Regions from separate parts of the Mus musculus genome. Here region 2 is linked to region 1. A link is a loop called in an ENCODE intact Hi-C map of the cell type or tissue named here. Cell type or tissue: left cerebral cortex. All regions are shown on one strand. Each heading gives the region's core, and the rest is flanking DNA. Links, peaks and the distances in the headings are about the cores only.

What was found. Peaks named below come from ENCODE experiments on the same cell type or tissue, not always from the same donor. Only the 100,000 strongest peaks of a DNase experiment are listed, where the experiment ranks them.
Region 2: a loop joins it to region 1, with 2.2 times the contacts of the local background. A loop is called at or near these places in 13 of 42 quality-filtered maps.

Annotation. Positions count from the first base shown.
Region 1 is chr4:58,413,691-58,426,413 of GRCm38, reverse strand. No RefSeq gene overlaps it. Among named protein-coding and RNA genes, the nearest start is that of Mir3095, 21 kb to the left of the region's middle. In left cerebral cortex, for the core only: CTCF peaks have their summits at 6,996 and 10,732 (motif pointing left); DNase peaks (open chromatin) are centred at 6,996 and 8,910.
Region 2 is chr4:58,266,087-58,278,809 of GRCm38, reverse strand. It overlaps the pseudogene Gm30907. Among named protein-coding and RNA genes, the nearest start is that of Musk, 14 kb to the left of the region's middle. In left cerebral cortex, for the core only: no CTCF peak of the experiment used is centred there; DNase peaks (open chromatin) are centred at 2,959 and 6,779.

The DNA of each region.
Region 1 (12,723 bases), core at 3,179-11,178:
AGCTGCTGAAGGGTTTCAAGACTGGGAAGGAAATGATGAGATATGCAGTTTTAAAGACTGCTGACTGTGTCATGGTGTAAATGGGGGTGTGGATGGATAAGGGGGAGCAACAGAATGCCACTGATGTGTCTGGGGAGGGGAGTAAAGTTAGCTTGGCCAATGGGGCTGAGGAGGTGGATAAAACAGTGTAGATACAAGAGGTAAGACGGAGCCAAGCAGTGGTGGGAGGCCATGGGTGACGCAGGAAAAGGACTTGGTTCGGGAAACACTTTCTTCTGGTTTCTTCTGGGGTCACTTACTCAGAAGGGAACTTTCATAGAAAAACAGATTTGGGGTAAGAGTAGGGGAAGGACAGAAGTTTAGCTGTGGACTTAGTCTCTGTCTATCTAAGAAAGGCAAGGACATCTTATACTAGGTCATTGATCTTGCTTGGAAGAACAGTGTCAGAGAAGATGACCAGCAATTCACTGGCAAACAGATGACTCGAGAAACACGGGTGTGTTTCCCGTTGCTCAAGGAAGCCTGCGGAATGGACAGGATGGGGAAAGCTGAGGACACACTTGGAGGAAGACTAACATTTGTGGGTAGGAAGGAGTTTAAAGAGGAATCTATGAATCAGAATCTGTAGAGAAATAATTTTAAAGTGGCTTAACATTCAGGTACTTAGTATATGTTTGCCTTTACAACTTTTAAGTCTTCCAGTTACATTGTAGCATTTTTAGTGTTGCTCCTAACCATTCATTCATATGTTAAATCTATGTGCTTTATATTTTATTAACAGCTACCAGGGGAAGGAAGTAATTAATAGTCCTACCCAGCTATGACACCTATGAACTACAACAATGACCAGCATGGCTAGACAAAGATATAACAAATGGCACTCATGCTGGTAGCACCCGATAGCAGCTGTCTAGTTGGACTTAGGACCCACTTGACAGGAAGGAATTTTTGCCTGTTACTAGAAACCTAGTTGAGCCCATGGACCTTAGAAGAGTAGTTGGTATTGCCACCGTGCTTAGACCAGCCTAATTCCTAACTATAGTCTAAATCTTATCCATATAACACAGATAAGAAGGATAGCTCCCACCCCTCATCAAAGAAGCTTCTCTCTACAGCAAATGGAAACCATCAACAGAAAAACACAGCTAGACACCAAGCAGAGATCAATGGACGCCAGGGAGCCCAGCCCAAAGGGACATTTCTGCAGCACAGCTCTTATAGCTCTGGGAACATCTCAGAAGAGGTTATCAGAGCCAGAATTCCAGAATATCTGCTGTGTGGTTGCCTCTTAGAAAAGGTAGCATAAACCAGAATCAAAATAATGGCAATGGCAAGAGAATGTTAATGTTGACGGAGGAAAATCCCATAAAGTCCTAACTCTAGACAAAGAACTACAGGCAACGAATGACTGCTGGGAGAGGAAGAATTGGCTTCTCTCGGGGTTGAGCCCCTGCATTGCCTGTCCAAGGTAGAAGGACTAGCTCTGAAGCCATATACACACAAACTGCAAAAACAGATTCAGCAGGGTGTATACATATACACATATCCACATTCCTGAGTGTGGATACACCATGGAAATCAGAGGATGTCCTCGTTATCAGAACTCAAGATACCACGTACTTTGTTTGCAGGACAGAATCATCCCTCCTTGGCCAGGAACCAAGCAGATAGTTTAAGTTGGTACTAGTGACTAGTGAATCCCCCTGGCTCCACCCTAGCAATGTTGGGATTACAAGTGGGTACCACCACACTCAGGATTTTTACATAGGTTCTTAGGGTTGAACTCAGTTTCCTGTGCTTGTGCACTTGGGAGCACATTACCCACCCATCTCTCCAGCCATCGATGGAGTCTTGATAGAGATGAACACCAAGGGTTTATCAAGTCATTATAAGGATGAACACACACACACACACACACACACACACACACACACACACACACACATACATATATATATACCTGTGTACGTGGAACAATATAATAAAGAAAAATAATCAAGAAATTGAGAGCGGAGATGACATGGGGAGGGTTGGAGGGAGAAAAGGAGAAGTGATATAATATATTAATTAAAATATATTAAATTTTAAAGAAAACATGAATAGAATATTTCTTTTATTATATTTTGCTAATTATTAATATTAGAAAAACATTCTTTTATACATTTGTTTATGATTAATAATCATCTTAAGCATCCTTAAAATAAAAAACAAAACCAGAAACAAAGGACGGAAGAGCTGGCTCAGTGGTTAAGAGCATACACTGCTCTTCCATAAGACGAGAGTTCATTTCCCAGCACCCACCTGGGGTGCCCCAAACCATTGAAACTCAAGCTCTAGGGGAGTTGATATCCTCTTTGGCCTCTGCTGGTACTGCACTTATGTGAAATAAAAAATAAAAATATTTAAGCAAAATTTGTAATTTGTCATCTTGGAACATCAGTTAGGGTTTTATTTTTTGTTGTTTCTACTTTTGTTGTTTTGCAGTAGTAAAATCTTACCTTGGCAAAGTTAAATGAGAAGCTAATTAAAAGGAAATTTGAAGTTTTTTTCAGAATTAATCAGATTATTAAGAAATTCGGCTTGGGAATCGACAGGCACTGCACTAGAGAGTAGGAACTACAGGAATTTCCCTCTAACAGAAATAATCTGGCCTCAGTTGAAATGAGTGAATTCACATAATTTTTGGTCAAGAACTAGAATCCACTGAGACCTGTTTTAGATCACATCACAGTGTCTGGACTACAGGGCATCCGAGCAGGACTCCACATGGCAACAATCAACATCCAGAAGAAATTACCATTATGTAAATAAAAATTAAGGGATAATTAAAAACAGAAAATGTTGGCCAGTAATAACATCAGATTCCGCTCCTCAGGATCTTCCTTCGTGTGGAGAATCTCACCATCTGCCGCTGACAGCAGTTCCTCCTTTTTTCTCAGTCTGACATTCTTTGGTTTCCTTATCCACACAGAAGCATGTGTGCCAGTAATGAGCAGATATCAGTTTGGGGGAAATACCAGTCACAGAGTACAACCCTGGCTTACTGCGTTAGTTTATAGCAGTGTATCAGAGCAGAAGTGACATGCTAGTGTTTTTGGCTGCCCTTCGGAATTTCCAGTTCTGCGAAAGTCAGTGCTCCCCCTTCCTTCGTACTAATCAGAAAGCAATTCTTTGATTGTTGCCAAATTGGCATATATTTATTTCTCACTTTTACTTTTAGTTTCTTTTGATGACACTGGTGACTTTTTTTCTTTCAGACATTGTCCATTGTCTTTTCTTTGCATAGCCTTTGTCTATTTCTATAGGTTGATCGTGGCTTTTTTTTTAAATTTTAATTTGAAGCAACTTATTTATGAATGTATGGATTTTTTTTTTTAGGTTCTGTGAATGGTAGAATATGCCCTTATTCAACCTTTCCCCCCTTATTTGTTTGGTTTAAGCATCAGCACTTCTGAGGCTCCTTCTCGTTGGCTTGCCCACTTTTAATTTCTCGTTCCTTGGGGAACTTGTGTTACAAACAGAAGAAACTTGTTTCCTTTTTCCTGTCACCCCGCAAGGCTTTGCATGCTATGGTTACTTGGTTGACTCTTTGTTTCTCTTTATTACGCATGTGTGACTCCCTTTCTTCCTTCTAATTTGACATCTTGAAATTATTTGTCCAGTTACTTTGAAGTTTTGTGTATTTAAAGAGATGGCTTTCAGAAACATTTCAACATCTGTCCATGTAAATCTATGTGTTTTTCCTGTCTCAAATTTGGTAATTTTGCTACCAATTCACCAATTGACTTTCTTTCCACCCCCCCTTCCCCACTGTTCTTCATTCATTAAAATAATTTGCCTATTTATTCCCTGATCCTTATTTCCCAGTTTAATTTCACATGGAAATCTTTGCTCACATATGCCAGGGAGCTCCGAGATAACTTCACTGCCAGTTGGTGACGTTGGTACAGTGTTCCTTTTAAAATCTCAAATCTCATCTTCCCTTTCAGTTGTCTCTTTAGAAAGGAATTTTTTTTTTTTTGGTTCCCCTAAATGATTTACCCCTACCAGCCCATGAAGTTATACTTTGTGACAATTTGAATGTGCGACACATGTTTCATCTTTCCTCTTTCATGGATGTTTTCCACTGAGTGTATAGTTTTGAACAATAATTTTTTTTAAAGAAACCTTATGATATGCCTCGAGCTGGGTGGTGGTGGCGCACACCTTTAATCCCAGCACTTGGGAGGCAGAGGCAGGTGGATTTCTGAGTTCAAGGCCAGCCTGGTCTACAAAGTGAGTTCCAGGACAGCCAGGGCTACACAGAGAAACCCTGTCTGGAAAAACCAAAAAAGGGACATGCCTCGATCATCTTCAGCCTAGGTATTTATGCGTTGATAAAAAAGGGTAATCAGGACCATTGGCATATCAACTTTATTCTGGACTTCAGAAATCATGACTCTCTCTATTGGTATCCATCCTCCCAGGCAGTCACATGGTTAGGGAGAGCTATTTGCATTTTTGTTAGGCTGGGCATGTTGATTGTGTCTTAGAATTCCTGCTGTCTATTGAGAAAAGCAGAATGACGTATCCCATTTTGACAGTGCATTGTTTCCTTGGGAGAGAGTCTAAGTTTCTGCATTATGTATTCTATTTCACTAGGAATGTTAAAGCTTAAAATATTCTTTCTAGTTAGTTTTATTTGATGTCCCCATTTTTCTTTCTGTAATTCTTTGAGACGTTATACAATGTATTTTGATCCTACTCTCTTCTAGCCCCGGACTTCTCCCAGATCCCTTACTCTCTTCCCTACCCAACCAACTTTATGTCCTTGCTTTTTGCTTGCTTGTTGTTTTAAAAACTCATCAGTTCTCATTTGTGTTGCTCTTATAGTCTTGGGTGTGTGGTCATCCCCAGGAGCATGGTTAAGTATCGGCTAGAACCAGGCTTTTAAAGAAAACTGACTCTCCCCCTTCCAGCATCTATTAACCGCTGATAACTTCTCAGCTAGGAGTGGAATTTCATGCCCACTTCCCCATACTTGGATGAGATTTTGGCTAGAGCATACCTGATCAAGGTACAGAGAATACATGGCTATCTGGTGGTTTGAATGAGAATGGCTCTAACAGGCTTGTGTGTTTGAATGCTTGCTCCCCAGTTAGTGGAACTGTTTAGGAGGACTGGGAGGAGGTGTGGCCTTATTAGAGTAGGTGTGACCTTGCTGGAGAAGGGTTGTCACTAGGCTAGGCTTTGAGGTTTCAGAAACTCACACCGTGCCCAATCTACTCCCTTCCTGCCTGCAACTTGCAGATTCGATGTGAGCTCTCAGCTACTGTCCCAGCGCCATGTCTGCATGCCCGCCTCCCACCTCTCTACCACAGTGGTCATGAACTAATTCTCTGAGACTGTAAGCAAGCCCTCAATTAAATGCTTTCTTTTAAATGTTGGCTCAGTCATGGTGTTTCATCATAGCAATAGAATAGCAACAAGGGCACCATCTTTAAGAACACCTTAAAAGGTGTTAAAATACATTAAAATTTGATGTTATTATAACTAATTTTCTTTAAACAATTTCTGCTGAGGACTCAGTGAGTCCTTTTGATGCAAACCTCTGTGAGCTCAAAGAAATGTACTACTTGCATTTCTTAAATTACACTGAATATATATATATATTATCTCTCCAAAGCATTGTGCTCCATTTCAGCCTCAGTGAGATGAGTCAAGCCAACCATTACCGGATTTCACCACCAACCTGGAAGGTCTGCAGCCCTCTTTTAACCCACAGAGAAGCTTTCAGCCCAATTCTTCAAGTTTGGCTACTCTCACATCACCTCTGGATCATTTCTTTGATTTCTTTTGCACCTTCAGACAAAATAAGCCCCCTTAGTCCCTCTAAGATCCAAGAGATATAATGTTGTCTCTTCCTTTTCATGGTCTGCTGAAGCTGGAGGAGGCAGCCAGACTCATACTCAGAGGTGCCTTAAGGAACCATGTTTACATTTTTTTCCCTATGTGGCTCTCTAAGCATTTCACCACAGGACTTCTAGAAATATATCTCTTCGATCATTCCTGTCTTCTTTATCTTTTAAATTTGGTAATTGTGATAGTGTTACATTCTTGGAACATTCTTGGGTACACACAGAACTTTGGCTACAAAATTTCATCCTTAAAAGGTTTTTCAGCCAATGAGAGTTGAGTTTGCCCTGCCTTGGCTAGTTTAAGGTTCCCACCTGCCTTTGTTGGAAAAAGTTAGTTGTATCTCCCTTCCCCCTTGGTACCCATACATGGACTTGTAGTTTATCAGACTGTGGATATATTAGTACTGGCAAATTACCATCAGAAGTTTTGGGCATCACTGTTCATAGCCTAACAGGAAAGGAGCGGTGAAGTCAGCATGCACCACAGAAATGGATAAGGAAAATCGAGATCACAGATAGAGAGACACTTGGTCTCTCACAGATGATGAGAAGCTTGGATGGGTCTCTCAGTAGAACTTCCTGCGAATGAAGTGATGGCTGACTTTTCTGTGCCTTCTACCAACATGGGAAGGGATTGATCTCAGGCTAATCTATGATCTGTTATAATATTAATCTGACTTCTTTATATGTTGTACAGGCACATGGTCCAAGAAGCTACTGAGTAAAAACTGAAGGTTCAAAGACTTCTCTCCAGGATTTGGTTGGCTCAAGAGACCCTTCAAGTCTATGAGGGAAGAAGAAGAGAGTTAAGGAATATAAAAAAAAAAAGAGTCCATATGAAAAGCTTTGCTGGGTTCAGTATGTACTGCCCCGATGAAATGATGGACTTGATAATGGGGCAGGACCAAAGGAAAACATTTATGCTTCAGAAGTGCAAGATACTGGTGGACTTTTCCAAGGCTATTCATGCTGGTGGGTAATATTGAAAGTGCTTACTGCCCGAGGGAGGCTTTGCCCACCCCGTGCTCACCTGCCCTGCTGTGGCAGGAGTATGAGATAGAGGCTCCTTTGTGGTTTAGGTTGAGGAGAAGGGGGACATCTAGTGGTAATTGCAACCAGAAGGTCCCTAGGAACACAACTTAGTGCCCCAAATCAGACCTCCTGACGTGACAGCCAGTCAAACATTAAATCGCTTATCAGGAATTTGTCCATCCCTCAGCCTTAAGTTTAGGAAAGAGGTTGCCCACTTTGAAGTTCCCCGGAAACAGAGTCACAAAGGCAGTGACAGATAGCTCCTATAGAAGACAGCAGGAAGGAAGACTGTATATGAGTTTCTAGGTTCTCTGCTTGTCTAAGAGTCTCTCTCTCTCTCTCCCTCTCTCTCTCTCTCTCTCTCTCTCTCTCTCTCTCTCTCTCTCTCTCTCTCTCTCTTTCGCTCTCTCTCTGTGTGCTTGTGTATCTGTGTATGTGTGTGTGTATTTGTGTATGGTGGCTAGAGGAACAGGGAAACTTAACAACAACAACCCTTATTAATCTATGTAAAACATTCACCATTTCACCTAAGAGAAGACTTTTTTCCTAATTTGCTTTGGGAGGATGGGAGGCAGGGATCCATAGGAAGTTAGTTCATGGTAACTCATGAGGAAGGCTTTGAACCAGGTACTGTTTGCTGTTGTTGTTGCTGAAGACCAGTGTTTGGTTCTCAGCTCCCACATGTTGGCTCACAACCACCTGTAACCCCAGGTCCAGAGGATCCAGTGAGCCTCATGGGCTTCTGTACATACATTACACACATATATATTAGTGAGGGCGTACATGCATGCACATGGATAAAAATAATAATAAAAAATAAATTTAAAAATAAGGAGGATTTGTTGATGAAATATTTTAAGGTCTTCAGCAAAGGATTGTGTATAATATATAGCTTCTTGTTTAATTGAGAAAAAAAAAAAAGGTTAGAAACACATTTCTGGCATATAGGTACAAGAAACAGAAGTCTTTTCAGTGAATCTGCACCAGAAGAACACTGGTCTCCATGGAGTTTAGAGATCTGGAGCCAGAGAAGGAGATTCTTTTATCTTCAGCCTGGTTTGGCGAAGAGGCCATGGCTGCCTGGAAGGGGTCACTATCCCCCCTGAGATTGTCCAGTAAGGCTTTTGTTTGTTTGATTGTTTTTTTCTTCACTGCTTGGTTTGGGTTCAATGATTGCTGGGAAAACAGTCTTCATTGATTTCAAGCTTTGATGTGCAGATATTGTTTTGTATGAGATAGTTACCATTTTCATAGTAAAGCTGCAATTTTTTAATGAAATATATTAAGAAATGGAAAGTAATTGACTAACCAGTGCCAAGTGGTCAGCCCTGAAATCATATAACACAAGTAATACTAAATAAACTCAATAGGCTTCATTTGTATATTTATGCAATATATATGGAACAATAACAATTAAAGAAAAAGAGGCCAAGAATTTGAGATGAAGTTAGGAACACATGGAGAGGGCTGGACAAAGGAAAGATAAAGGGAGAATGATGTAATTATATATGTTTTAAAAACTTTAAAGATATGAAAAGTAGGAAAAATTAAAATCTATCTCACTTACATAACAATCACTTTGGGCAAGCATTTTGTATAAATATAAATAGTATATAAGTAATCTTGCCTTTATAGCTTTCATAGAATGTTATCGGATAAGCATGTCCCCAAGAGAGCTTTGTCCTGACCACAGTCATCCCTCTGAGTGTCCCTGTAGCATCACAAAGCTTGCCACTTGTCTATAAAACACAAAGAAATTAGATGCAAAATTCTCCATCACCATGTGTAAGCGTGGACAACAGAGGTTGTCCAAATCTTACCAGTATGACTGTTCCTTGTCCATGCTCAAGGTTGGACAACTCTAAACAGCTCCAGCAAACCTTTTCCCGAGTGTGAGAATTGGCTACCAAAATTGCCTTTCTCTGGACTTAAACCAGACTTCCCCTGCCTGTTCCTTTGGGTTTGGCAGTGAGGGTGGAATGTGAGTGAGTCTTTTAACGCTGGCATCTTCCCAAGACCACGTCTTTCAGATTTCTCCTCTCACTGACAAATCCTGGCCTACAATCAGTTTTATAAGATGTAATTTTCTGGAAACTGAACCTCTGGTAGGCTAATTCTCAAACCTTTGCTCATGGCACAGAAACACTTGCACAAAAGCATTGAGAAGTTAATGAGTTTTCACTTGTAAGCATTTTCAAGGTGTTCCTAATTCAAAAGAGTCGATCTCTGTGACTAGCCAAGGTTAAAGTTAGTTAGACAATCAGATGTTTCTTCCCATGATTTCATGTCTGTAAATAAAAGTTGTGTAAAATATATGTACTTGAAAACATAGAAGATAAAATTGTTTGGGTTAGAGAGTTTACTCCTTAAAGAAAAAGGCTCAAGCTTCCATTTATCTGAGAGAAATGTTGCATGATAGGCAGGGTAGTTCTCTGTCTCTTTGTCTCTCTCTGTTTCTGTATCTCTCTGTCTCTGCCACTGTCTCTCTATCTGTGTCTGTCTCTGTCTGTCTCTATCTCTCTGTCTCTCTGTCTCTGTCTCTCTCTCTCTGTGCACACATGCGCCTCTGTGTGTGATGCATACCCACCTGTGTGCCTTGAAACAGAGTCTCTCATTGAACTTTGAACTTGCCTATAAGTCAGCAAGCCTAGGCGATCCCTCTCTTCTCCAGCAGACATTGTGCTGAGGATCCAAACTCAGGGGCTAAGAGCCATGCAAGCTCTCCCCTGAGCTGTATTTCCAGTCTCAGTTTTTCCCTTTTAAAGAACTAGCTCAGTGTGCAAGATTCAGTTCACTGCCTGGAGTTTGAGATAAGCTCGATAGGAACTACAGAAGACCAAGGTGCCAGCATTGCCGTCTTTCTTTTCTTGGAGGATGTGGAATGGAAACATGTGAGAGGACAGGGGAGAAGCCACAGCTGATATGCCAGCTGTCCTTGACACAAGCTAAAGTCATCTGAGAGAATGGAACCTCAACTCAGAAAACGCCTTCCTAAGACTAGCCAGTAGGCAAGCAAGCCTGTAGGACATTTTCTTAATTAGTGATTGATTGCAGGGAGCCAGCCCATTTTGGGTGGGGATATATACCTGAGCTGTGGTCCTGGGTTTTATTAGAAACACACTGAGCAAGTCATGGTGAGCAAGACAGTAAGTAGCATCATTCCATGGCCTCTGCATCAGCTCCTGCCTTTGGGTTTTTACTGAGTTTGAGTTCCTGTTTTGCTGTCTCTCAGTGAGCTGTATGTGATTCAGGACATGGAAACAAATAAACCCTTTCCTCCCCAACTGCTTTTGGTCATGGTGTTTCATCACAGCAAGAGTAGCCACTAAAAGATAAGCAAAGCTATTGCTACACTAAACTGAAAACATCTATCTCAATTTCATATAACAGTGAGCATTCACATCAGGTCAAAGGAGTGAAGCTTGACTCAGGTCAACTCACTGGAGAGGATCTGGTCCAGGTCTATCTCTTTCTTTTTATGGGATAAACTCAGACCCATTCTTTTCATAACTATGTTGTCAGTTTGTCTAACGGGGCTTGGAGCTGGTTTATTATCATATCTGCTCCTGAGTTGTTATGAAGCAGTAAGGCACCAGCCAGCTGCGAAGTGAAGGTGTGCTGAAGTATACTTTGATTATAGTGAGGCCCCAGCACAACGTAAATGCAAGGGCTGGGAAGATGGCGCATCACTTAAGAGCTAGTACTGCTTATGCAGAGGGTCTGAGCATGGATCCCAACACCCATGTTGGTCAGCTCACAGCCACTTGTAACTCTATCTCCAGGTGCTCTGATGACCTCTTCTGGCCTCTTCTGGCATTTGCACCCACCTGCACACACAGAACCAATCCCACACAGATATACACAATTAAAGATAGAAATTTAAAGATAGAAATTTTAAAAAATGTAAATGCAGAAAGCTGTGAATAGCTGTGGTCACAATCTATCACACCGGGGATAAAGGGATGGCTTATCAGAAGAGCCAGGGAACTAAATCCTAGGAGGATGAGAAAACTTACAAACAAACACAACAAAACACGCTGGGGTTTAGAACAGCATTCCATCAGCAGGAGGAGCAGGTACCAGGAAGGAAAGGATACATGGGTCAGCGTGTTGTGTTGTGGGGAAATGAAGGACCTAAGCAGAGAGCAGGGTATATGGGAGGAAGCCTGGAGGTGACAGTGTAGGGACAGGTTGAAGCCAGATCACAAAGGGTCTTGTGCACAAACAGAAGCTCTTCTGTTTAAATAACCGTATAGACATGGAGATCCATATGAGACTCCCAGACTTGCCTTTGACAAAAGGCCACTGTGGGAGGAGTATGTGATGGAAGTTGTCAAGTCTGGCAAGGTCTGAAGGCAATTAGTTCAGAGGGTAGAAGGGGCTGGAGAAGAAGAGTTTGGCACTCTTGAATTAGGGAAATGGAGACAAGAATAGCCAAGAACAAGGGAACCAAATAAGGTAGAATCTGCATGACCTGATCTAGTTGTTGAAGTTCCAAAAAGTATTTTTGCTTCTCAAAATTGCTACTTAAACCGTCATCGGTAAACTAGTAACATCAGCTTTACCCAAGCAATCAGTATGATTTCCAGGTTTGGAAAGTGTGAGGAGACATGGTGGGGTGGGGGTGGGTCACTGTTGTGTAATTGAACCTGGGGCCTGTTGAGGTGACATTTCTGGGCATCGTTAGACGGAATATACCGTCTGGAGTCTGAGTCTGAGGATGAATGCCTGGGATTTGAGTGTGGCTTTGGCTGAGGCTATGCAGGGAAAGCGATGTATAAGCCTAAATAACAGCTCTGGATGCAGATGCTAAATGCCACAGGTGGACTAGTGGCTATGGTTAAGGACCCAGTGACAGTGGGTCACAAATATAAACTCATGAAAGCAGGAGGGGAACTGTATGGGAAGGAGAGGGAAGGGAATAGGAGAGAGTAGTGGATTGTATATGATCAGAATATATTATATACATGCATGAAGCTGTCATAACACTCTCTGGCATGTGGTAGGAACGCCTAAAAGGTATCCTATGAAGGTTAAGGAGGAAGACTCCAGATAGTAGTCAATAAGGCTGTTAAAAAAAGGCCATGGCGTTTGATAAACAGCAGATGGTTTGGGACATTGATGAGGGTGACTATAGAGTATTAATGGAATGATGGCTTGGCCAAGATCACACATTGATGTCTATGTGGGTCATTTGAGACTCAGGCCAAGGTTTCTGACTCTCAGTCCGTTCTTCTGTGGAGCACCCCAGAAGCTAGTCTAGTTCTAAAGATCAATCAATACGCGGGCATCTTAGCCGCTAAAGCCGCAGTGTGGCAGAGGCTAAGAAAGATGTGTAAGTGCACAATTTGTCAAATTAACAGTGAGTATGTTAGGGCCAAGTTCTTGGGATGCTGATAATCCCTTGCTGAATGGAGGCACATGAGCTCTTGGCTCAAAAGGCAGAAGATTCCCTTGAGGACAGGCCCCCAGGGACTTGAGTGGCCCGAGAGATATTCTGACAGGGCTACTCAGTCATTTCCTCAAAGCCACAGACTTCAAAGCACTCCAGGGACTCTCTTGTTTATTTCACAAACAGGAAGTTTTAACAAGTAGGTCAAGGAAGAGGGGAGTGCATAAAAGTGGCTTAGTTTTTCCAATGTTCTTTTGCAAAAGATTTTCCTTTTTCTGTATTAACAATAAATCTTATAACTAAAAATGTCAAATCACCATAACTCGAGGATCTACGAAAACCATCCCCTCTTCCTTCCAGAGAAAATACTGGCATATTGACGCACAAAAATGATTTCTCCAT
Region 2 (12,723 bases), core at 2,955-10,954, 150 kb after region 1:
TGAATCTTAAAACCCCTGAGGAAAACAATGATAAAAGCCTGTGCTACATCATCTTGAAAAGGAACACCCCACAATAGGCTTTACTTCTAGTTTTTTGTTTTGTTTTTTTCTCAACTTACTCCATCAGCCATCAGCACTGTTTACATGTTCTGACTGCGGCTTACAGCTGTACAACGCAATTCAGTTCAGCAAATCACGGCCAGGCCCTGAGCCAGGACTTGAATCCAAAAGCAACATGGACAACTGCATCCATCAGGCTGGGCGGCCTTGAGAGAGATGCTCTTGGCAAGGCAGGGAGCACTGAAGAAGGATGAGAACACTCCTCGCCAAGCCTGCCCTCAGACGAGTAGAATGTGGTCTGTAACCTTTACAGTGGCCCCAGTACAATCCCCTTTCCTAGAGCATAAACTAGACATAATGACTCCCTTTCATTTACATTTTCAATGCTATCCCAAAAGTCCCCAATACCCACCCCCAATCCCCTACCCACCCACTCCCGCTTTTTGGCCCTGGGGTTCCCCTGTACTGGGGCATATAAAGTTTGCAAGTCCAATGGGCCTCTCTTTGCAGTGATGGCCGACTAGGCCATCTTTTGATACATATGCAGCTAGAGACAAGAGCTCCGGGGTACTGGTTAGTTCATATTGTTGTTCCACCTATAGGGTTGCAGTTCCCTTTAGCTCCTTGGGTAATTTCTCTAGCTCCTCCATTGGGGGCCGTGTGATCCATCCAATAGCTGACTGTGATCATCTACTTCTGTGTTTGCTAGGCCCCGGCATAGTCTCACAAGAGACAGCTATATCTGGGTCCTTTCAGCAAAATCTTGCTAGTGTATGCAATGGTGTCAGCGGTTGGAAGCTGGGGGACTTTTGGGATAGCATTGAAAATGTAAACGAGGAAAATACCTAATTAAAAAAAAAAAAAGAATGAAACAGATTAAGTGGGGTGAGAGGAATCTATGTATATGTGTACATGTATGTATGTGTACATGCGTATATTTATAATGTATACATATATAATCTTATCTATATAATAGTTTTACAGATTAGCAATATGGCCTCAATAAAAGTTTTGTTTGCTTTTTGTGAAAAAAAAAAAAAAACAAAAAACAAAACAAAACAAAAAAAAAGAGTCAGAATACAAAAGATGTTCCTGACCCTGTCATTTCTGAGATAATTTTATATGCATATTTACTGCTCCCGTGTGGGTGTAACAGTGACAAGGCTGTGCCGGATTAGGTATCGGATGGATGTGGTGGAATTCAGAGGACTGGAAAGAGGAAACATCTAAAAATTAAAAGGTTCTTGAATGAGATCTGTCTAAATTGGCATAATGTTTGCCTAGGATACACTGGTTTCAATCACCAATACCCATACAAATAAGATTGGTAGTGAAGGCCTATGAGAGGTAGAAAGGTTAGAAGGTCAAGTTCTGCCTTGGCTACAAAGGAAGTTTAAGGCCAGCCTGGGCTGCCTGAGACCCAACTGGAAAGAAGGAAGGGGAAGGGGTGTTCCCTAATCATGAATTAGGAATTTGCTGATAATGTGAGACGTCTGTTTAACATCCTGAAGGGCTCTCGGAGGCCTGAGCATTGCAAGCACAGACCCCGGCGGTCTTTAGCTTTTTACTCTTCGTCCATTTGCTAAATCGTTAGATTGCCTTCCTAAGGCTCACCACCAAGGTCTACTCCCTATTTGGCCACTCACTCATTCCTGAGACTGGTCACTCTGGTCCAACTATCAAAAAATCAAGGTCCAGCAATCAAAATTCATTGTTGTGACTCATCTAGTTAAAATACCCAATGAGAACTCACCAATGTGCCCTAGTTCATTCTAACACAGACCTTCCCCTCCCCCCCCCTTAAAATTAACACTTGCAAAGCTACTTGCTGCTATTTCTGCCTGAGTCAGATCCATCTGCCTTGTCTCTTTGCCTTGTCTAGTAAAAGATCTCTTTGTGCTTGCACTTGGAAATTGGTGTCTGGGTTTGGTCTGTGCCTAATCAGGGTCCAGAGAGGATCACCTCACAGTATGAGGGTCTCGTCACATCCTAACCAAATTAAGGTGACAAAAGAGGGTTGGAAATCCTTGAATGAGAGAAGCGTTTGGTTGTAGACATAAGATCCCGAGTTTAATCGCACACAAGCAGCGCCATGGTAGTGCATGGTTGTCATCTCAGCTCTGGGGAGACAGAGACAAGATCATACCTGGGCCTCACTGGCCAAATAGCCTAGCCTAGCCTAACCAGTGAGTTCCAGGCCAAAGAGAGATCCTGTCTCAAAATACACAAGGTGGCTGGCTTCTGTGGAATGATATCAAATGAAACTGACCACAGGCCTCCACATTCCACGTACACATGTATACACGTGTACCCACAGCAACACATACATGTATATGCTCAAAGAAAGCAAAGATTGAGGAATAATTTACTGGGAAGTTGAAGGAAACCCAGGCACATTCATTCTTGTGAGCAGAAGGAAAAAAAAAAGTCCCTGAAGAGGGAAGAGGAGGCCAGCTTGGTCAACCACCACTGAGAGCAAGAGAGGGCTAAGGAGCAGGAAGTGGCAATCCATCTGCATAGCTGGTAACCTTGACAGGCTAGGTCATACCATAGATCTGAGAGCTAGCATGAAATCAAAGCATGGATTAGAAATGTTTCCCACCAGCCCTTCAGAGAACCCTGAGTTGGTTAAGTTCAGCCTGACTTCATTTGATCGGCGGGCTGTTCATTTTAGAAAAACAAAACCGCCATAAAACATTAGAACTGAACAAATTGTTTTCCCAAAGTACCAGCCCCCTTCACTGCCAGATGATTGAAAGATCAAACACCAAATACATCCACATCTCCTTTTTTAGCTAACAATTTCCGTTTGTGCACACAAATTATCAAAGCGCTTCTGTCCATGAATAGCATCACACCGTCTAGCATCATCCATTGACACTGTGCAAAATGCTGACAAGATGCTGAGTCAATAATGGCTCAACAGTGTGCAACATTAACATCCAGAGTCCTTGGAAAGACTCTTTTAGTATAGAAAAATGCACCATTTCAGGGGGACAGCATCCTTTGCTTTAGCCTCTACAAAACTCCGCAGCGCCAGACAGTTCTAGATGAATTGTACCACAGGAGTGAATCAGCATGACACGGTCAAATTATTCACAGTCTATTTTTTGCAACAATCTCTTCGAGCTGATGCAAAGATAAATAAATGTGTCCCAGGCATAACTCTGACGCTCTCTGGAGATCAATTCAATTAAAATATAAAGCCACAGATATGACTTGCTTTTGTAGTGCCCTGGTAATGAGTCGGATTAAGGTCTGCAAACCAACCTCACTCCTGGCCTTTGTTCAAAGTCCCAGTGTGTAGCCCACGAGCCAGACTGGAGGTTGTATTAGGTTAGCCCAGGGAAGGGCCAGAGTGAACTGAGGACTACAGAAAGTCATGGAAATTCTGAGTTATGATCATAGCACTCTATGTACAATTATCCTACATACTCAGAATGATAATTTCTGTGGATGTCTGTTTATGAGTGAAGTAACTGTTTTGGCATCAGCCAGGTGAAATCATGATTGGCTGCATTTTTCTGGATTAAGAAATACTTGGAGACTGCACTAAGCTAATGTGACATTTAGTCAATTTTTTTTTATTCTCTCATATTTTCCTTTTGAAAAATATGTTTCAGATTTTAAAATAACAAGAAAAAAAAAACAATGATTTAAGTTACCATGTTTTAAGTATGTTTAAGTATGGCCATAACTTAGGTAATATTATATATATGTGTGTGTGTATATATACATATATGATATATATATATATTTCATATGACATGTAGAAAATATATGTCCAATAATATTTAAAGTACCCTATATACATTCTCATGTATATTTTTATTCTCATTGATGATTACAAATTTTCTTTTAATAAACAGATATAGCATCATCTGTGCACTCATTCGGTTTAAGTTTTGCAATTTAACTGTGAGAAATAAAACTGCCAATATCTGACTTATTTATTTTTAACTCATCTTCTAATTAAAACCTGCAGGTAAATATAGAATTTAGTTACTCAGTCAAAGTCTGTATTTATGAGGCCCTGTGTGTATGTTTCCAAATTTCCTTTCAGGTATTTTCTCCAGTATTCTACCACATGAATTCTACTCACACGGATTCTACCATACTATATTGATAGTTTTATTGATGATACATTAATTGTTGAAGAAAGAACCTGCACTATTTTGTCCTTAATGTGAAATTTAACCTTTTATGAAGTATGCTTGATGCCTGGTGTGTGTTTGACATTAGTAAATGTTGACTGAATGAACCAGAGACCCTTAATAACCATGGAGAGTTTCATTTATAACATAAATATAAGTTCAAGTCTTTTCACTCACAATCTATGTCCTAAAACTTGTAAGACAATTATGATGATTACCTGTGTGGTTAAGGAGGTGGGAATGTTGATTGTTTTTCTTTTCCATATTTTTATTACATTTGAGTGTGTGTCTGTGCCTATGTTTTGTGTGTGTGTGTGTGTGTGTCTGAGGTGTGTGTGTGTCTGAGGGGTGTGTGTGTGTGTTGTGTGTGTGTGTCTGAGGGGTGTGTGTGTTGTGTATGTGTGTCTGTGTCTGAGGGGTGTGTGTGTGTGTGTGTCTGAGGGGTGTGTGTGTTGTGTATGTGTGTCTGTGTCTGAGGGGTGTGTGTGTGTGTGTGTCTGAGGGGTGTGTGTGTGTGTGTTGTATGTGTGTATGTGTTGTGTGTGTGTGTCTGTGGTGTGTGTGTGTGTGTCTGAGGGGTGTGTGTGTATTGTGTATGTGTGTGTGTGTCTGAGGTGTGTGTGTGTGTGTTGTGTGTGTGTCTGTGGTGTGTGTGTGTGTGTTGTGTGTGTGTGTCTGTGGTGTGTGTGTGGCTGTGTCCGTGTCTGTGGTGTGTGTGTCTGAGGGGTGTGTGTGTGTGTTGTGTATGTGTGTGTGTATCTGAGGGGTGTGTGGTTTGTGTGTGTGTGTGTGTGTCTGTGTGGTGTGTGTATGTGTGTGTGTGTGTGTAATGGTGCATGTGCAGAGTTTGAAGGACAACATTCTTTCTTTCTACCACACAGGTCCTACACATTGAACTCAGGCTGTTTGGTTTGACAGCAAGCCTGTTTGTCTTCTGAACCTTCTGATCAGTCAGTCCTCTTTCTAAATTGGATGATCTGTTCTTTGTATAATGCAGATATGTTCCTACTGAGAGAGTGGAAGTAAAAGTGATACAGTTGACATCAGGGCTGGGGAAATAGTTTAGCAATATAGAATTTGCCCTGGATACCCAAAGACCTGAGTTCTATATTTAGGTCTACCATAGACAGTTGCCATCAAAACTAGGTCCACACATAATGATTGAGTACATAACATTATGACATGTAGACCTAGTCGATTCTAAACTGGAAAGAATTCGGTACAAACTTTTTAATATAGTCCCATATCTAATTAAATTGTGTTATAAAATTCTACTAAACCATGAAAACATGGGTAAATATCTTCAGAGGTTAGTACTGATGGTACCCAGCCAAGGAATCTCCCAGGGTAATTGAGATTTATTTTTCAACTGGGCTTCTGATTTCTCTTAAATTTATCATTAGTAGGATGGTGTTAATATGCTCTATTGGTCTCTTCATCAAGTGTTTTTCACCCACTCATATAGTTCATCCTGAAAAGAATGCTAGAAGACAGGGGCTAACACCTCCTCACTTCACAGATGAAAGGACTGAGTTTCTTTCAGTCAAGAAAACCTGGACCTAACACCAATGCTCTCAGCCCTTACCCGTGGATTCTCTCAGTCATGCAACAGATATTTGTTGTGTGCTTACAAATGTGCCGGGCACTGTGCTGGGTCCTAGGAGTCCGGTGGTGCTCAAAACAAGCACGGTGCCTGCTCTCTTTGAGGGTTCAGTAGGAAGAGCAAGGATTAAATACGGAAGCGCAAGTTGAGATAATAGCTATAAAGAGAAATTACAGGGTGCTCTGGGGTGCTCTGAAGGCTCCCTTCCTGAGATACGACAACCAGCAAAGGTTGCTCTGGGAGAGTGATAATTAAGCTAAGAGTTGATGGATTAGCCTAAGTCGATGAAAACCTGGGGAAGAATGTAGGAGGTTCTGAGAAGAGCATGGCCGAGTGTTTTCTAATCCTTTGACAAGCTTTCACAGTGAGATCTATCTTAGCCCCGGGTCATTAAAGATCAATTTCTCTGTGTCCCCCTCTTCTGACTTTATATTCACTACATCTGCTTTTAGGGACGGATATTTGCTTTCCATTCAGCTTGACAATAAGAAGAATGCGCTGACTGAGCAAGCCTTTGCTGCTTGTGTTTGTTAGGAGAGTCCTTCCTCCTTGCAACTTAGTAAATCCATGTTATAGCAATCTCGAGTACGTTGTCTTCTTGTGAAGTCTGCTCACTGCAATGGTCTAGCTTCTGCATTGTTCCTTCCCAGTTTCCACCAGCCTTCCCTTCAATGCTCCAAATGATTCTGTCTTGACCACCCTCACTTTTCCATGTGCAGCTCTAGAAATGGGTCATATTTCCTTTAAAAGAATGATGTCTTTAAACTGATAATCGATTTAGTGAGCACGCACTCCTTGATTATATTGATGGGGTTTAGTGTAAAGAGAATCCATTTGGAAGACAGTCTGAATGAAATCATGTTCGGAGTATTCGGGGAAGAAAACAGAGACCATCTTGCCTTGGCAGTCATGTGCTGAGTGACTAATGCTGGTGTTCCTTTATGAGACTGTTTTATTATAAAACTGTAGTAAACCGTGCTGGCATGTCCCCACAGCCAGCATGGAAATGAACTTACTCATAATATTTACTTCTTCTCCAGAGTGCCTAAGCAGACCTGAAACATCTGAACTAACAAAAGTCCTCCAACTTATAATATGTCCCAGCTGTTGTGAGGCTTGTGTGCGTGCCTCTGTGTGTGTGTGTGTGTGTGTGTGTGTGTGTGTGTGTGTGTGTGCACCTCGGAGGGGATTTCCTTGTATTTATTCATTTATGTGCCCTTTGCAGTAGGGCAAGCTCCGTCCGACTGGAATTCCATGTGTCTTTCCTGAGCATTTGTTATGTGTAGAACATTGGCTCGTGTCTAAAATGTCTTCCAAGCAGGACGCAGCTGAGAGCCATGAAAGATGAGATTGTATATTGTTTAGGCACAGTGATATGACTGAGTGGTATTTTCACAGTCAACAATTCATTTTTCTGCCAGTACAGAATGCCACATTATTAACAAGCGGGTATTATCTGGTGACTCTCATGAAAAGATACATTTGTATTACTGTTTTCTATTATTAATTGTTTATGAGCAGCTGGTTAACTTTTAATATTACAGAGATAAAAATCATCAGGGGCTCTATTAAATTTGGTTCTTTTTTTTCTTATCATCTTCTCTAAGTTGGGAGAACAAAGCAAGACAGGTCATAAATGTCTCAAATTTGAAAAAAAAATGTAAGGAGTGCAAGAAAAACCCATTATGTGTCTTTCCCACCTTCTTTCTAAACAGGAGCATTTACTCAAGTAACTGAACTTAACTCTGGGGTTACAGCAATGGGCAAGTCTCTGAGCAAGAAACTTGCAGCTTGGCCAAGGAGAAGAGTAATGATATCAACAATTAATACTGAGTGCAGGGCTTGGGGATTCAGTGGTAGAATGCTTGCCTGGCCAAGATCATGAGTTATAACCACAGCACCAGAAAAAGACCAGAACACAAGGGCATAGGTCAGCTGATGGAAGGCTCATCTAGAATACTTAAAAATCTACCTTCTTTATTCAGCTTTACAGAAACAGGGCACAGTGGGGCACATGCGCAATCCTAGCAACAGGAGGTGGAAACAGGAGGATCAGAAGTTCAAAGGCATCCTTGGCTTCCTAATACGTTTGAGGCAATCCTGAGGTCCATGAGACCTTGTCTGGGAAGTAATAGGCAGGTTGTAAGGAGGGAAGAGGGGAGAGAGGACAGTGTCAGAGAGGTGTGCTGAGAACACATGGGAGTCTGAGGATGCTCACACAGATTGGCGTTTGAGCTGAGAAGTCAACTAGGCACATAGGAGGTCAGGAAAAGGAGTATTTGGGGAAGAATCCCAGGAAGTGGATTCCATAGGATGCAGGGATATGAGAGCTATTCTTGCATGATTTTTCTTTCATTTTGTGCCTTTTTGTGGCTGCCAAGTGAAAGCTATATGCCGAAGGGTGCAAAGGAAAAAAATTAAAAGGAACAGACAGAATCACTTTGCATGCCTCATGGGTTATTCTCAGACCTCATGATATCATCTCAGGAGTGGAACACCTGCCTAATATGTATAAACTTCTGGGTTCAATCTCCAACAACAACAACAACAACAAATTAGAAAAGATAGAAGCAAGTTTTTAATTATGTGTAAATAAGTAAACAAAAATCTAAAGTTTCTAATGCAGAAATTCACCACTGCTATAGTGTGTTGTGTGTGTGTGTGTGTGTGTGTGTGTGTGTGCACAGACATGTAGTTTTGCTCCTAAGTCTCCAGGCCCTTCACCCTTCCACTTTCAGGACCTGCTATGGCATCAAGACCCTGTCTATCATTAATGATGCTGCAGCTTCCAGATTCTACTTTCCATGTAACTAAAGCATATCGCATGATCACATGACCAGGATGAGCCAATGAGATTCTTCATGCAAAAACAAAGCAAAATGTTGCTTTAGGGTTCATTCATCATGGCGCATGGCAGCAGCAGCAGAGTCTGAAGGATCAGCCATGGTGACAGGAAGTCACAGGGTCCAGCAGCTCCTGGGCTGAACTTGAAAAAGTGCCTCCCAGCCATGACCTTGTTTTTCACTCAGATTTCTAGTTTACGTATTTAGGCTTGTGGTTGATTTCTAGAGCTTCACACTCTTCTAGAAAATTCCTCATAGCATACATTAGATAGAGCTGGTGTTGGTTGTTGACAGTGAGAATGACAGGCAACAAAAGGGGCGTTTTGGGGGGGTTGTTTTGATTTGAGCTCTACCTGATGCTGTACTTTGTACTGTCCCACAAACAGAGTTTTCATAGGCATAAAAAGTTGTTACCATAACTCCTCACGGCCCAGCACTGGGTTCTCCCAATGTGAAGTTCAAGTGATTGGCATTTAGCTACCAAGTATCATTATTTTATAACACCATGTATTGTGCCCACTCATTGGTCCCAGGTGATCTCCCAACAGCCTCCTGGGCATCAACCATGTTTTGCATTTTTAACTGAGACTTCACAGAAATCTTAAGCTCCACCATTGAGTTTGGTCTCATCATGGCTTACATGCTGGGCCTTGCACTACATCTCACAGCTGAGCCAACTTTAAAATGTGACCTATTTTATGGTGCAGTACAAGCCAAGGCCTCTGAGTCCTTAATATGGGGTGGGTGGGTTGGTTGGTTGGTCTAACATTGAATGTAAGTCAATTGTAGCTTGCACACGTGGGTGTCACGTGGCCTTAGCCAGACCCTGTCAGGGCTCAAAGAGGGTCATGTTTGATTTATGTGTTCTTGATAGCACCTAGCTTTTTATTTGGATTTAGAGATAGCTTTAAACACATCAATCAAATGAGCTGTTTTAAAATCTTTCTTCTCAGCTGTCCCTGGTGCCAGATTGTCTAACAAATAGAGGCATAGACAGATGTAATTTGTGGCTGGTGGAGACAATTCTGTGTCATGCAGCAGGCCAGCTGATGGCACAATCCACAGCCTAGTCCATGCCTGACTCACAGGCAGTAAGTAGACTTCTAACTCATACCCAGATGGACGTTTAACTCCCCCACACATCAAGTAATGAAGGTTTGCCGCAGAAGATTGATGTAAACATTTGTTTGAAACTTGACAGTTGAACTTGGCATTGTATGATAACACACTTTTGCATATCACACTGTTCTTACTGGATTAAAAACTGATGTCTATGGTAACTTGCAAAACAGAACTTGGGCAAAATAATAAGCAGGATATGTGATATCTCATGTATGTACCAGAGACACATAAACAGACACTCCAGTCCCAAACACTTCAATAGGATTACAGTGTTTCTCTCATGATAGCAGGGTGAGAGAATAACCAGGATTTGTGTGCAAATAAAGCTCAGACATAAACATCAGGAATGAGATAGCCCTGGTTTCTAACAGAATTTAAGGATAAATATTTGTTACAGGGCTTATAACTGGCTACTCACTACAGTGCACAAAAAGCTTATTTAAAGTAACTTTTTAAAAAAGAAAATGGAGAAAGACTGTTTTAACAGGAAGAACAGAGGGTAGGAAAACTATAGAGTGACAGGAAATCTCTTTCTCAGAGCTCAGAAAGCAGCAAATACTGACCCTCACTATGGAAATGAGGTTTCTTCGGGTTGTTGCACTTTGGGATATGAAGCACAATGAAGAGCTACTTCTGTGACAAGGAGCCTGGCACTGACCAACTACTAGTGACTAGAGGAATGCCTTATTTCCAATGTTCTTTAGTTTCATCTTGACAAGGAAGTTAAACCCAAAGCACTCATAGCCCCCAGTCTTCCTGGCAGGTCCTGTAGGGTGCCTGTGTGCTTGATTGGCAGGGTCTAGTACAGCCTGAGGGCTCGGTCCTATCCAGATGTGTCAAAGTTTTATTAGGAACACCTGGGTCCCTAGGACACCCTACTGGGTTACCAGGAAATTTGGGTAGGAATGGGTTGGTAACCTTCATACTTTACAAAATCAGCGCTGCTGATAAAAGAAGTGAAACTTTGAAAGGCTGGAGTCCTGCACCTGTCCTGGTCGCTATTAGCTAGCTGCATGGGAACAGCCAAGAGAGCTGTCAGGAGGCCTGTAGACCTAAGCCAGCTGTGCCCCATGGGGATTTAGAGCACAGCTGTGCACGTGCCTAAATTCCATTTCTCAGGTGGCGTAAGTAAATGTCTCTGAAATATGCAGCATGACCTGTGGGTACCACTCTCTGTCTCTCTGCGTATGTAGTGCAGCAGGCGTCAGAACCTTCTTAGGGAGCCTGAAGTGAGGACCAAGGTCTTAGGTGAGGTCAGGGTCCAGTTGTTTACTGGGATTCCAGTATTCGCATGAGCCCATGAATGTGGTACGAGGACGGTAGAAAGTGGGCTGGGGATGGTTGACAAGTTTGTTTTGCCAGGAAGGAGGTGGTGTAAGGGGACATGCTTAGCTCTGTGACTGCTCTACCAACCTCCTTTATCCCAGAGGGACACTCGGATCCAGAGGACACAAGCTAAATGGGACATCAATTGACCTGATTCACCTTTAAAAACTAAAATTAGAAAACTAAGTGTTCTAATGATAATTATTGTTATCAATGGCATGAACAGGGCCTCATTTATAGGCGGAGATAGTAGAAATATTTGTTTGCAACAGGGCCTTACTACACAGCCCTGGCTGACCTGAACTTCTCATGGAGACCAGGCTGCCCTGGAACTCACAGAGATCTAACTGCCTCTGCCTCTTGAGTGCTGGGATTAAAGGTGAGCCCCGCCATGCCTGGCCTACTTAGAGAGTCAATACTGTTAGGCCAACCAACCAACCAACCCCGTATTCAGGACTCTGTAATACACAGATCTGCAGATTTCCATCTTTATTTTTACTATTATGAATTAGTCACCTTAGGTACACATTGTGATGCTTGGTGCCCAAGTTATGGTGTTATTTTTAATCTATACCCCATAAAGTCGTAATACATGGGGTTATAGGCCTGAGAGACTTTTGGAAAAGGTGGGGAACATGAAGAAAACCCTCTAAGTTGATGAAAAGATTGAAAATTTCAATCACTCTCAAACGTACAAGTTTCCAGGTCCTTTTCTGTAATCATTTTGAAATAATTCCTTAAGTTTTCAGAGCATATCCTATAAATATGAAATATGTTCCTCACAACTAGGGAATTACCAGAAGGAGTTCAGGAAGTGCTATTTATGAATATAAGATATTAGAAGCAACCTACGTTTCCTGTTAACATGTCATTTCTTGGCTAAATTATGATATATTTATACAGACCTAGTAAGTCACGTTGCTGAGGAAGATGTAATTACACGGTGATCTGTTGATAATAGAGTGTTTTTTTTGAAAACCTAATAAGCTTCTCTGGGTTCTCTTCTCATCAAATGCATTTACATGAAAATTGGCAATATAAACATGTTGCTATTGGTTTCTTATCAAATTATACTTCATTTCCTCAATTTTTACCACCCATATTTGGAATGAAAATAGCCAACTGTTAATCATTTTAAATGTATTATTTCTGAATTTTATGCGGCCAACTAGGGTTCCTTCAGGTTGGCGGCGCCATCTGCTGATCAACTCGTACACGTAGAGTACAGAGGAAGCCAGTATGTATCAAAACCAAACGAAAAGGATTGAGAAGAAAAGTGGGGAAGAAGCAGGAATCCTGTGGAAGGCTGACATAATTTAACCCTTGCATGGGTACCACTAACGCCCCTCAGCACAGTTGAGCATAAGCTTCATTGTTTATCTTTTTGCTGGGCCTTGTTACTGGACCATCTTTAATTCACAGTTCATGGATGCTGTCAAAGACAGAATAGGAGCTACAGTCAGGAGTGCAGGTGAGAGAGCAAACTGTAATGACCAGTAGGTCCGAGGCCCAGGGTAAAGAAAAAGAGCCAAATAAAAGATGTGCGTGTGGGAAGGGGCGCGTCAGACTGGCTCAGATGTAAGGTCACGAATGGGGAGAATTCTTCAGCACAGGA